Linked DNA regions of Homo sapiens: region 1 is linked to region 2. A link is an interaction called in ENCODE POLR2A ChIA-PET data of the cell type or tissue named here. Cell type or tissue: PC-3. All regions are shown on one strand. Each heading gives the region's core, and the rest is flanking DNA. Links, peaks and the distances in the headings are about the cores only.

Region 1 (2,500 bases), core at 1-2,500, 450 kb before region 2:
TTCCAGGAGAGCGGGAATTACTGTTTTATAGCCTTTAATACAAGGACATTAAAAAAAATTTTGGTAATAACCCAAAACAGAATCACTGTGCCAAGTGACATTTATCTGCTTGCCTATCAGGACTCTGCCGCAGGTTTTAATGAGAAAAGTGGTGCATTCTATTCCTCCCGGTGTGTAAGGTAGAGGGACACTCCCGAGTACCTGGGTCCTGAAATCCCGCCATGATCTATTATTGTGTGTGGTAATTACTTGCATTATTGCTCTTGGCAGGTGAGCCCTTTCACAGCCCAGAGGCCAGGAGGCTGCCTCTATCACTTAAAAGCTGAGTTATCTTGTTAAGCTGTTCTCTTGTGAGGGCTTTAGAATCTCCTGAGACCTCCCCACAAGCTCTCAGCAGGACACAGGTCCAGCTCCTGGCTAAGCCTGCCCTGCCCTTGTATTCGGCCCCTGAACCGTAGCTCTAGAGGAATAACTTGCCATTATATTACAAGTAAGGCGATGTGGGGCTGCTAGCCCGGACTGCTTGGTTTCCATTTAATCCTTAAGAGTTCCCATATTGGTGCTCTTAATGAAAGTTCTTAGGAGAAAATGTGTTCCTTTGATTATCAACAGGAGGAGCTGAAAGGCAATGTAGAGAGAAGAATAAGCTCAGGACTCAGATTATCTGAGGAAAAGGGCCTCAGAAAATTGATTTTTGGAAGTGGTTGATGGCACAAGGCTAAGCATACAGTAAAGGTGGCCCCTGAGTCTGAGCTGTCATAAACTTTCATTTGAAATCTCTGCTTTATATGTTAAAGAGTTTAATTATTTGTTATTCATTGGAGAGAGTGCCCCCCTCAAAAAAAAAAAGGTGTGGACAATCACAGAGCTGCGCTTTAGTGATAGCATAGGGAAGGTAGAATATTATGAGTGTTTTTAATAAAAATGGATGAGAAGTCTCTTTTATGGACAGTACTTGCAGTGCCGGGATCATAAACAAGTTCCAGATCATGCTGATATAGCTGCCTGTTAAATATCTTGATGTGTGCAGATCTGTGTTTGATGACAGAGGGCGGGAAGGGCCTGGGACACTGGCATCGTGGTGGGGAAGGACTGACCAGTTCTCTTGTAATTGCCAGCTGTGTTAGATGATCAGGGACTTGAGTTTTTATTCCTTTATGATAATCTCCCTAGGATTTTAATAATGAGGAGAATCCTAGGATGGTACCTTAATTCAGCAATAATGGACTTTAAAATGTTTATGGTAGACCTGTGATTTGCACTTTATTTTGACATCTAAAATTGACTATCAGTATTTCAAATAGGAAAAATTTCCTATTTGAGTTTGGAAAATAAGTGGGGAAAAGTCATGCTTCTCATGAGTATCATAGAAGCTGACTTATTTCCTCAAGCTCTATGGTCAGCTCTGTATATAAATCTGAGTAAGTATATTAGACATTCTTTAGAGATGATTCACTCTGAGTAATACTGAGTATTATACTTAACATCACTATTTCTATAGGTCAAGTTTAGGGAAAAGTGTGCATGACTTTACAGGAACAAACCTGAAGAAGAGTAAATGCAGTCATTTTCATTTCTCTAAGATATTTCAAGATCTCTGGTTGGCTTTCATTTAGTTGTATCTGGTATACAGGTCCCCTACCACGTTTTATCATTTTATTATGATTTGATATTTTGTACAGTACATTTTACTCAGGGGCACAGTGATGGCAGTGCTGTGAGGAGGAGAGATGAGATGACAGCAGCCATTGTTATTATGGCTAGTAACGCAGTAGCTGCTGTCCCCCATCCCTGGATCAGGAACAGCAGCTGCTGTGCTTCTCTCCTTTCTCTGGGCCTTGGAACTGGGGAGGAGGAAAGTTAAAGTTAAAGGAAGTTAAAGGAAGGGGTTGCTGGACTTAACGGATTTCTGGTAGTGCCCAAACTAAATCTTTAGACTAGGGCTGAGTCCATCATTGTTTGGTAAACAATATTACAGATCAGGCGTCGAAAAATATTCCGAAAGCACAGTCCTTGGAATTGTTAATCCCACTCTTGACAGGCACAAGAACACATCTGTATTACAGACATGCACATACAGTGCTTAGAATAGGTCTTTATGTCAAAATGAGAGAGTGTAGAATTTGGTGTTTTGAGTGGCTGCATTGTTTTCCATTATGTAAAATGCTGTTGATCAACTACACTTTGAAAGCACTGAAGAGTTAAGTTATATGACTGCTAGTCAACATGGCTACAGTCTCAGGGGAAGAAAAATGACTCAGTTAAATGCCATCATCTTTCAATAGAAACAAAAGAAAAAGGCAGAATTGAAGAGAGGCATGTGCAGAAATCTTCTGAAGGAGACTATAGAACAGTAGTCACCTGAGAACTTGTTAGAAATGTAGACCCTCAGACCCTACCCCAAAACTAGTGAATCAGAATCTGCATTTTTACAAGATCCCCAGGTGATTGATGTTTGCACAGTAAAGTCTGAGAAGTGCTGTCCATTAATTCCCTGCCT
Region 2 (5,844 bases), core at 1,873-4,372:
ACGAAGGATCCAGTTTCAATGTATGAATTGTATAGAAAACATTCAGACCACAGTCATAAGAATTTCAAGATGAGATCCAGGGTGGGCCCTAAATTCAGCGACTGCTGTCCTTACAGGGGAAAGGAAAGGGCGACGTGAGACACAGGGGAGAAGACTGTCTGAGGAAGGCAGGCAGAGCCGCAGAGATTTAGAGTTATGCAACCCCAGCCAAGAAACACCACAAGCCACCAAAAATTAGAAGAGGTAAGCAATTCTTCCCTAGAGCTTTCCCATAAAGAGAACATGGCCCTGCTGATTTTGCAGAAAAGAGAAACTGAGGCACCAAACTACATCAGCACTCCCTGGGCATGGAAGGCTGGGCGCACAGCAGCACCAGCCAGGGCAGAGACGGTGCTGGAAGTCGATGCCCTGCCTCCCAGCTGAAGCCTTCCTACCGCCTCCCTCGGGTGCTTCCTTTCACTCAGCCCCTTCAGAGCCAGAAGGCGTGGCCCACAGCAGTGTAGGAGTGCCCACGGCCCCGGGACCCCTGGCTGTAACCACACCCTCAGCTGCACCCTCAGGAGACCTTGCCTCCTGCTCCCTCTCCAGCGGCAGCGAGGGCAGTGCCAAGCTCACACCCTCCCAGAAGTGATTTCATGCCCCATAAGACGGGCAATCAAAAATAATAGACACACAGCAACCTGCCTGGGGCCTGCTGCTGCGGCGGGCGGCTGCTGAGGTGGCTACCTGGAAGATAAACCAATTCCCAGCCCCGGTGGGGAGAAATAACAGCATCAGTGAGGAGCAGGAGCTTCATCTTAGTCTGCAAAGCCCCAGCCAATAAGCAGGCTAAAAATAAGCACCTCTCCCAGCTGCAGCAGCACCCTCCCTTTCCTGACATGAGCTGGTCACGTGAGTTTCTCAGACTCTGGTGGGTTTCTCATGTCTAGGCAGGTGTCTGTCTGCTCAGTGGCCTTGCCTCAGATCTGGCTGGGGTGGCCTCAATGTGGGGAGCACAGGCTGCGGAGTGAGCCTAGGGAAAGGGTATGAGGACCTTCTGACTCCTCTGGGCTCCCTGTGGGTCCTTGGCTCGGTCATGCAGCCCCAGACTGCTTCCTGTCTGTGCTGAGCATCTGACTGTCACTGCTGAAGGACATTCTGAGTGCCATGCCAGAGCTGGGCACCCAGGGCCATCTGTCTGCACTTGGCGGGGAGGCACGTGCAGACCCCTCGCTGTGGCTGGTTCTCTGCGGGCACAGTCTGTGATCCACAGAGAGTAGACCCTGGGTGGGCCTGTGTGTCCAGCATGTATTATGTGTGCCTCCAAAAAAATGAGTTGGGAGAGGTGGGGATGGTTAATGGGTACAAAAGAAAATAGAAAGAATGAATAAGACCTACTGTTTGATAGCACAATAAGGTGATTATAGTCAGTAATAACTGAATTGCACATTTTAAAATAAAGAGTGTCATTGGATTGTTTGTAACTCAAAGGATAAATACTTGAGGAGACGGATACCCCATTCTCCATGATGTGCTTACTTCACATTGCATGTCTGTATCAAAACGTCCCATTTACCTCATAAATATATACACCTACTACGTACCCACAAAAATTTAAATTTTTTTTTAAAAGAATGAATCTGGTTTAAAGCAAAACAAAACAAAGAACCAACATTTTAGTAAGGAATTGGGTAAGTGAGGATTCTGCAGAACACCCACCTGGGGTAGGGGTTAGGATGTGGATTTATCTCAATTCTGCTGCCCTTGATGAGAAAACATTTTAATAATGCCTCTTTCGAAAGATAGTCAAAATATGAGCCTCACAGAAATATTCCTTAATTGCTTCTTGTCACACACTGCATGAACTCTCAGGGGGACCTTTTGGCCCCCTCACCTTGGGATCATGCACACCCAGGCTCCCACTTGAGCCATGTCCTTGGTCCAGCTGGCTTCAGGTTTGCAACGTCTCTTACCTGGAGAACCGCCAAAGTCTCCTCACCATCTTCCTGCCTTCAGTCGCTGTCTTCCTCCCCTTTGGGAGTTAGTCAGTCCACTCTCCAGCTTAAAAAAGTTCAAAGACTTCTCCCACTGCTGGGCCTGACCCTTTCTAATCTGTGGCCAACCTCCTGCTTCACCCATGCCTGCTCACGCACCTTGTTCTTCAGCAAAGGAGACTGCATGGAGCCCACTCAATGCTCCTCATTTCTTCTTGCACCCTATGCCTTTGCTAAACATGGTCCCCACTTTCTAGAACACCCTGTCCACCTTCGTTGTCTCTTGAAATTCTACTGTATTTTCAAAGCCCAGCCTGTGTGTTACTCTCTATCCCCAATTCTTCTCAGAGAAGAATTGGCCACTCCCTCTCCTTGGGTCTCCCTAGCACTTTCCACGGTTTTGTCACAGTGCCTGCATTTCTCGTTATTGTTAGTTTCATGTATATCTCCATGGCTGGATGGCTCAATCCTGAAGGTCCGACAGAAAACAGTGCCTGGCACATAATAGGTGGCTAATAAATGAAGCCAAACTGCAGTTGACCTGCAGACCCGTGATACAAATGCTTTTTATTGCAAGCCACTGAGATTTTTGAGAGTGCTTTATTACACAGCCTTATCAAGCCAAGAGCTGACTGAGACAAATTGCCCAGGGAGCCTGGGGCAATATGGGACTGCACACTTAGCACTGGCAGAACGCTATTCCAAAGGCATGGTGGGGCTGAGTGCCGGTGTTAGGTGTGAGGTAAGGTTGCTCTTGACATGGTGGTAGAGGGCTGATGTCATGTCAGACCACCCAGGTTCAAGTCCTGGTGCTGCCACTTGCTGCTGTGTGTGTGTCTCTGATAGAGTTACCCTCTCAGCAACTCATTTTTCCTTGTCTATAAAATATGAATCATAATACAAGGATCTGTCTCACGGGGTTGTCGTGAAAAACAGGGGAAACCATGCCGAGCCCAGTGCCTGGCACACAGTGGGGGCTCCATGAGTGTCTGCTCTCAGTGGTCATGCATCGTTAGGAGTGACTGTCATTGGCTCCTCCCTCCCTGTGTCCAGCCTGCCTGCTCCCTGCCCAGTTCTGTGCAGGGTGTGCGTGTCTGTCGAGAGAAGCTCAAAGTGGGGGATGATGTTTCTCTGTTCATTTTCCATGTTTCCTCCTGAACTCCAGTGTTTCACAAGGGGCTGGTAGCGGCCTGTCCTGTCTTCCCCTAGAACTGCTCAGCATGGCTCCAGCTGTTCTCCGTAGAGCGAGGATAGGAAGTCACATCTCAGAAAGCAAGGGATGGGGACAGCAGTGACAGTGGTGACTTCATTCTCCCGGCTCTTACGGGTCTTGTGGACCCACTTCCAGGACCACCAGTTTCTAGAGATGGACAAGAGTCTTGAAGTGTCCACAGTCACCTCCGTGTCGGTGACATCGGCAGATAGTCATTCTAACCACATTCCCAGGAAACGGGGACTGTGGGGATTCAGGGATGGGGTGGCATAGACTCCGCCTTCTGGAAGCTTCTGGTCTGGCTAGGGTAGCCCGAGGGACATAGGAAATAGCTGAGTGAGTCATAGCATCGTGTACTGACAGGACTCTTGAAACTTCCCAGCCAAATGTCCCTTGAAAAAGGGACACCAGAATCTCCCAGGAAACACCTGCGAGGCCTGGCACGATGGCAAGGGCTTGAATAAATGAAAAGGGTGGCTGAGCTGCCTGGGCTTTCCTGGGCTTGCTGCTGTCCTTCTCCTGATGATCCACCCTGTGGAAAGCTGCAACTGTCCCATTGCCACCAAGGGACCACAGCGGCTGTTCTTTCACTGGCTCTTCCTGGGAGGGAGCAGCCCTCCCCAGCAGCCTCCTTCCAGGCTGGGTGGCAAATGGCTCCCAAACAGAAAGACCCCTCCTGAGCTGCCATTTCCCAGGGATCTCAGCGCCCCAAAGCCAGACATGGGGAGGAGGGAGGAATCAGCTCCTGTAGATCTCTGATGCTGGCATGAGTGGGCAAGCCCCCAGCTCCCTGGACTCCTGCCCCTCTCTGCAAATGCAGGAGGAGATAGGATGATGGCAGAACATCTGGGCTGGAAGACTGTCAGGCGAGGAGAGTGGGGCATCTGAACAGACAGGTTGAGTAGCTTGCCCAAGGCCACACAGCTGGTGAGTGTTGAGGCCTGTTGCTAGGTGCTCAGTAGATTCCCCCGGAGTGACTGGAGGTGGGAGCATTAGAGGCAAGACTAAGAGAGCCTTGGGAAGGAGACAAAGAGAGACACCTCCAGGCAATCTAAATGGACTAACACCAACAGAGGCACCTGGAGCTGAGAGCAGATGCCAGGCCAGGGGAGATGGGCTAGACACGGAGGCGGAGGAAATGCTCTTCTGAAAATGATGTTGAAGGGCAGAGAAGAGAAGGACCCTAGAGAGACAGATGGAGAGGAATCAACAGATGGGCCCGCTGTCCCGCAGGGCGACGGCCCTCTCGCCACGCGGCCCCTAAGCTTGAAGGGAAGCATGTGGGGAATTCGCAGTGTGGGGGATGGGGCAGTGAGGGCCGCATCCTGACCAGAATTGCCCAGGCTTCTGGTGAGAGGAACCAAGTGCAGCAGGGGCTGCTGGCCAGGCCTGGGAGCCGAGGTTTTGGCTGCCACTTGCCTACCACGGACACCCCCCACCAAAATGCCTCTCTTTGTCAGGACCAATAGACACAACCTCAGGGGCCATTTTTGAAGGGTTTCAAACCACCTGGGCAAGTTCCTTCTGTGGGTGGGCAGCCCAGACAGCAAGGCTGGGCACAGCTGTCCCACCCAGCATGGCCATGCAGCCTTGCGAAGGCAAGGGCACAGGCTCCTGTCACGCCTGACAGCTGTGGCTGGTGTGGGGTGGGGAAGGCCAGGCAGGACAGGAGGGCAGCAGCAGGCCAAGCCAGACCCCTGAGGCCTGTGCTTGCAGCCTGTGTCCCGACCTCACAGTGTCCTGGGACCATCCAAGCCCACTCACTCCTGTCTGGCAGCCAGCCTTGGATGTCACAGAGCACCACGCCCCATGTCCTCGGCCAGCACCACCGTCCGGCCTCGCCAGCCACAAAGGGCCGCCCAGGTTTGATGGGAGGGGACATTGACTCAAGGTCACACTGTAAAAAGAGCAGATGAAATGGGAGATAGCATTGTAGCCATCCCCAGAGTGTGTAATCTGCCACACCAGGCTATGCCCACAAGACAGGCAGCCCTTCCTTCCATGTTCCAATTATCATGAGTCCCCACAATGCCTTCCTCCAGTGTCTTAGTCTATTTCCCGCTACTACAACAGAATACCACAGACGCAGTAACATACAGTGAAAAGAAATTTATTTGGCTCACTCATCTGGAGACTTCCACCACATCCAAGACCAAGGGGCCACATCTGGTGAGAGCCTTCTTGCTTCATGATAACATGGCAGAAGGCATCACATGGGGGAGAGAGTTGGGGAGAAAGAGAGAGGCAATCAGGCTAAACTTGTCCTCTCATCAGAAGCCTACTCCTGAGATATGGCATTAATCTATTCACGAGAGTGAGCCCTCATGACCTCTTAAAGGCCCCAGCTCCCAATACATCACAATGGCAATGAAATTTCAACATGAGTTTTGGAGGGGGACATTCAAATTGTAGCACCCAGGTATATCCGTGAGTGTCCCAAAGATACTCCATGTCTCATTGTCCTGTGGGAAATGACCTCGATGCCATGGTGGCCTCTGTATGCCAGCCATCCCAGAGATCACAAGACAGGGAAGCTCATAGATGAAGTGATGATTCTCAAATGACACGGCTTATTAAACCAATTAAAAACACAGAGCAGGAAACAAGGGTGAGTGAGCACACAGGCTAGGGTGCCCCTGGGGTGGATGGAGCACACAC

Evidence for each region. Peaks named below come from ENCODE experiments on the same cell type or tissue, not always from the same donor. Only the 100,000 strongest peaks of a DNase experiment are listed, where the experiment ranks them.
Region 1: POLR2A ChIA-PET joins it to region 2 with 5 read pairs; 2 of 35 experiments call an interaction of 5 or more read pairs at or near these places.

The regions. Positions count from the first base shown.
Region 1 is chr7:127,665,756-127,668,255 of GRCh38, forward strand. All of the region lies in intron 1 of SND1 (staphylococcal nuclease and tudor domain containing 1), which reads left to right. Among named protein-coding and RNA genes, the nearest start is that of SND1, 15 kb to the left of the region's middle. RefSeq lists an enhancer at 1-719. In PC-3, for the core only: no CTCF peak of the experiment used is centred there; a DNase peak (open chromatin) is centred at 1,446; H3K4me3 peaks cover 2,053 bases; H3K27ac peaks cover 2,500 bases.
Region 2 is chr7:128,112,035-128,117,878 of GRCh38, forward strand. No RefSeq gene overlaps it. Among named protein-coding and RNA genes, the nearest start is that of MIR593, 33 kb to the left of the region's middle. RefSeq lists enhancers at 3,827-4,343, 4,344-4,860. In PC-3, for the core only: no CTCF peak of the experiment used is centred there; no DNase peak of the experiment used is centred there.